2 separate regions of the Homo sapiens genome follow, and region 2 is linked to region 1. A link is an interaction called in ENCODE POLR2A ChIA-PET data of the cell type or tissue named here. Cell type or tissue: MCF 10A. All regions are shown on one strand.

What was found. ChIA-PET counts read pairs that join two places held together with the same protein. Peaks named below come from ENCODE experiments on the same cell type or tissue, not always from the same donor. Only the 100,000 strongest peaks of a DNase experiment are listed, where the experiment ranks them.
Region 2: POLR2A ChIA-PET joins it to region 1 with 5 read pairs; 2 of 35 experiments call an interaction of 5 or more read pairs at or near these places.

What each region holds. Positions count from the first base shown.
Region 1 is chr7:47,342,062-47,344,561 of GRCh38, reverse strand. The region is part of intron 20 of TNS3 (tensin 3); the gene reads left to right. Among named protein-coding and RNA genes, the nearest start is that of SNORD151, 120 kb to the left of the region's middle. RefSeq lists an enhancer at 1-219. In MCF 10A, no CTCF peak of the experiment used is centred here; no DNase peak of the experiment used is centred here.
Region 2 is chr7:47,949,415-47,951,914 of GRCh38, reverse strand. It overlaps a transcript of PKD1L1 not described here. Among named protein-coding and RNA genes, the nearest start is that of PKD1L1, 2.2 kb to the right of the region's middle. RefSeq lists an enhancer at 243-372. In MCF 10A, no CTCF peak of the experiment used is centred here; a DNase peak (open chromatin) is centred at 1,024.

The sequences.
Region 1 (2,500 bases):
CTGGCCTTGCATCGCTGCCTGGCATCCTGTGGGGAACCCTCCTGTAATATGCAGTTGATGGGACCATCAGTGGTGACTGTCGGGCAGCTTAGCATTGGTGCTTTTGAAGAAACGAGAATGCCCACCCCACACTTCACGTTCTCTGTGGGGATTGTGCCGCACGGGCGCCCCAGCTCTGCCACCCCAGCTGCCTTCTCACACGTACCTTGTGGCCCCTCCTGTCTGTTATTAGTGGGTGCCTAATCACTGTCCCTGGATCTCTGCAGGAACTCAGGGGCTCTGTCCATGGCCTGATCGCGTCCGTCTGTCTGCATAGCTGGCTCAGGCGAGAGAGTGTTAGTGGGCGGTGTTTAGGGCGAGTTACTGTGCACTTCTTCTGGGTGGACTTGAGGACTTGCCTGAGAGTCCAGGACAAGGCCGAGCTCAGGCAGGTGGAGAGAGAATGTAAACCTAAAGCTCGTGCACATTTCAAAATCACTCTTCTCTGGGAGTTTCGTTCATTACGCTGCTGCTTTTTTGCCCTAGTGAAGGCTGCTGTTAATGGTTATTAGGCACGTTACCTGAGACTGAGACTTTCATTAACTTGTATTTTCATCTACCCCTTACCCAGGAGTGTTGTGATCATGACAGCTAGCTCCATTCTCTCTCTTTCTCCATAGTAAACCAAGCCTGTGGACTATGTAATAGAAAGACATCCTTCTCCTAAAATTCCCTTTATGGTTTCAGGACCATAAATTGCTCTCTTCATATGTAGCATATAGCAGTTATACTGCCTGTATTTCTCAGTAAGTGCTACTGAAATTTAAAATAAGCTGCATTTTAATGTCTACATTATGTGAGCATTACATGAGAAGTGTGTATGTTCCAATATGCATTAGCATGATGGACTCACACATAGGTAGCCATGCATCTGTTCTATATTTTTTATCATTTCAATAGATGCAGAAAGAGGGATGTCCCTTCCACCCCATGTAACCCCTCCTCCTCATGGAGGTGACTGTACTTGGCTCCTAGCTTGAAAGTGTTCAGTGGGTTTGGGCTGGCATCTAGCCCTCTGGCCTGGAATCCTGTCTTCTCCTGCAACACCAAAACCGGGTTTGTTTGAAATAGGTAGATGACAAACAGTGGAAGGTGGGTAATAAGCCTGAGGAAATAAAATACTAGAAACAGCCTGCAAACTCATTAACAGCTCCTGAGGGAGGCCTCTAAGATCACTGTATTGAGCATAAGAGAATGTGGAGCCCCGTCTAAACTCCAGAAGGGTCTAGGAGGCTGCAGGAAGCCTGGGTGCTCAGCGTGGGGTACCCAGTGGCCTGGCTGTCTTATGCTGGCCCGATTGTCCCAGCCTGGAGATGAGCTCCATGTCCTGTGCGTGGATGAGCGCTGCACTATGTGTGGATGAGGATGGCTCTGCACACCAGCATGTGTTAGATTCCAGTGGCTTCAACTTGTCCTGAGTACTATCTGCATGTACATATTCACACAGAAGAAGTCAGGGCTTTGCCTTTAAATATAAAAAGGTGACATGATAACAATATTAATGTGAGCCTTCTAGATTTTTATTTCAGCAGTCCCCAGGGAGGGTCAACTTCACATTAGCCCACAAGGAGCACAGAGATAACACAGTGCTGACTTAGTGGATGCTTTCATCAGACAGTGTGGTGAGCCAGTGCCCTTGCCAGGAGGCCCCACCCACTCTGCAAAGTCAAGTGGAGTTGTGAGACTCCTCCAAGGGCACAGTAATAACAGAGGTAGCTCGCCCATACAGAATGTGTCCCCTGATCTTTATGATTTCCTTCCATTTCACAGTCACATTCTATGGGTCACTCTTACTGTTACCCCCATTTTACAGGCAAGGAAATTGACACGAAGAAGTTGAGTAGCTAGTAAGTGGCAAAGTCAGAGTTTCAGCTCCATCAGCCGACTCCACAGCCATGGGCAGATTATACAGGGCTGATGTTTCACTTTGTCTTGTCTAACCTAGAAGTGACCTAATGTCACAACTAAAAAGCACATGGAAAGTCTCACAGTCATGGAATAACCATGTAATTTGTACATTTAGGTAACCCCTATGAACCTCCACCTCCTTATCTAAAAATGCAGACTATAGTACCTGCCATTCACAGCCACTGTGCAGTTTTGAAGTAGTAGGCTTTAGGCATCTGCAGTAATGCTTAACTGCGTATCATTTAGGCCTAGATACTGATGTGCATATAAATGACAGTATTTGCTTTAAAATACCATTAGGGAGAGGCTTCACTTCCCGGAGGGTGAATTAGACATACTTTTCTCTATTTCTCCTGCTAAGTACAACTTAAAACCTTGGACAGTAAGTATAAGACAAATATAAGAAAGCTCTGAAAGATGGGGAGAAATAGGCCAGCTAGCCATGGACTTCAGGGCCAAGGGACCCGGTAGGCCTTATTTATAATATCTATGGGCCAGGAAACAATCTTCAGAGGACTAAAAGTAACTGAACCATGCAGAACATGTTCTCCAA
Region 2 (2,500 bases), 610 kb before region 1:
GCTCCATTTGGAGGTGAGAAACTGAAGCAGGCAGAAGATGAGATGATAATGATCAGAACCTGGGCTTGCATTGAAACCTGAGAAACGAAGTTGGTTGCTCATGATAACCATCATTCTAGTGTTATTTTTCCTTGTATATTTTATGTATACACTTGCCTGAGTTGCAAATGTAATATTTCCCCAAATCTGAAACTTAGTATCATTAAATGCCATCTATTACATCTTCAAGTATGAAAACCCATGTGAGAACAATTGCTGAAGTTTCCATCTGAGGAGGAACCCTGTGCTGTGTAAACTGCAGCTCTGTGCCTTTTTACACTGTGAACTGTGTAAACACCTGTGTTTGCTTTTCTACTTTGACTACTGAAAGTCTTCAGGCAGTGCTACCTACTTTCAGGTATTCATTCTGAACTATGTGCATACTAAACACCTTAAGTCTGTGGAGTAAGGCAGGGGTTGACTAAGTGAACTATTACCTAAGAAGCAGTTTTAGAAACTAAGTATTAAATCTGAAATACAGAATGTGGCTTAAAAACAAATTCTAAGGAGGTGGCTTTTGTTTAAAACAATGAAGACAAAGGGAAAGACCTCCCAGGATCTCTTCCAGCCAGGGGGTTCCGTCCTTGCACATTGATTTCATGCAAAGAAATGATTTTTCTTGTGTTTTTTCCTCCTTTCAGCAAGGTCATAAGGAGAGTCAAAATCCTGATCGAGTCTTTGTTTCTAAATGAGGAGCTTAGATAGTGATTTCTTAAAATGGGCCATATTTGGAAGCCATTTACCTAATTTTATTCAGAATATTTTTACTTAAAGCAGTTTTCAAAACTCGACGTTTTCCAGTTTGCTTGGCTGCATCCACGTCTCACCTTAAGCAGCACACCCCTCCGTCCTCGGGAGGGAAGCAGTGAGTTTGGTTCTGTGTTGTGCTCCCTGTTGTACCAGTGCAGTGCTCGGCAAACCCCAGGTGGAGGAGTATGGCCCAAGAATGTAGATGAACTGGGAACCCCTCCCTTGTCTGGATGCAGCTGCTCTGAGGAAACAATGCTGGCCGCACTGCCCGGAAAAAGGCGAGGCTGCCCAGCCCAGCGCTGGCCCCGAGGGTGTTCTGCAATGATGGAAACATTGTATAGTTTGTATCTTGGCTACTGAGCCCTTGAAATATGGCTAATGATGGAGAAGCTAAAGCTAATTCTTTTTTTTTTTTTGAGACAAGAGTTTCGCTCATTGCCCAGGCTGGAGTGCAATGGCACGAAGTTGGCTCACCACAACCTCTGCCTCCCCGGTTCAAGCGATTCTCCTGCCTCAGCCTCCTGGATAGCTGGGATTACAGGCGTGCATCACCACACCTGGCTAATTTTTTTGTATTTTTAGTAGAGACGGGGTTTCTCCAGCTAATTCTTAATTCTATTTAATTGTAAGTAACTTAAGCTCCAGTAGCTGAGAGTGGCTATGAGAGTGGCTATGAGAGTGCCTCCCACGTAGGGCAGTGCAGGCATATTTCTTCCCTCAATTATGTCACTTTCTTTGCTCCTCCTCATTTCCTGGCATCTTTGGTTAGCACTGCTGGCTTCAAAAACATCACAAACTTTAAATGTAGGCCCTGTTCTCAGGATGTCCAGCCCCACAAGGAAGGAACAGGCAGCAGCAAGGTCAGAGCATCCAGGTGTGCGTGTGGGTATGGATGCCAGCCCAGCAGGCAGGGTTGCACAGGTGTCTTTACCCAGTGGACTCTGTTTAGATTTGACAGGAAGGTGTCAGAGCAAATCACAGGGGCTTCAGAAAGAAGGGATTTTGTTCGTTTACAAACTGCAGTTTGCAGTTTATCCTTTTCTTGGTCACAGGCGCATTTGAAAGTGTATTGCTAATGAAATTGGAAAGTATGCATTTCCCCCAAATCTGAGATTTACTCACAACAAGCACAGTGGGGACAAAGCCAGAGGCACTGACAAGGCAGTGTGAGAAGAGCAGAGGTGGCAGCAGGCCCCAGGAGACAGGTGTGTTAGGTCAACAGCAGGCCCCTTAACCCACCACAGGGCTCTGGTTACTCACCTCATTGGCAGCAAAGTTCCAGAAAACACAGGATCCAAGGCCGGACACCCGTAGCTTGGTTCATCATTGTTCAAGGGGTCTGTGTTCCCATCTGAGAAAGAGCTTGTGCCTGAAAACGTTCCCACTCTTCTTGGTATCACTCTCTTCAGAGTGGAGAGAAAAAATATCTAGTGTTCTGAGTAAAACATTAAGTTTTCTAAAATCTCTGAAGGTTTAAATGTTGGTATAAAGAACTAAGACAACTAACAAGTGCTTTAAAAATATAAGAGAAAATGTTTCGTAATGGAGAGAACTCAGTCTGACCCGCCAGTTGCAAACAAGGAGAGGTGCAGGAGGTTCGGAACCAGATCATTCCTAGGTTCTGCCGTAAGACAGAGTGCGCCTAGTGTGTGCCTTGCCAGCCTTCCTTAGGAATGCTCTTCTGCTCTTGTGGAAGGTATCCTGTTCCCCA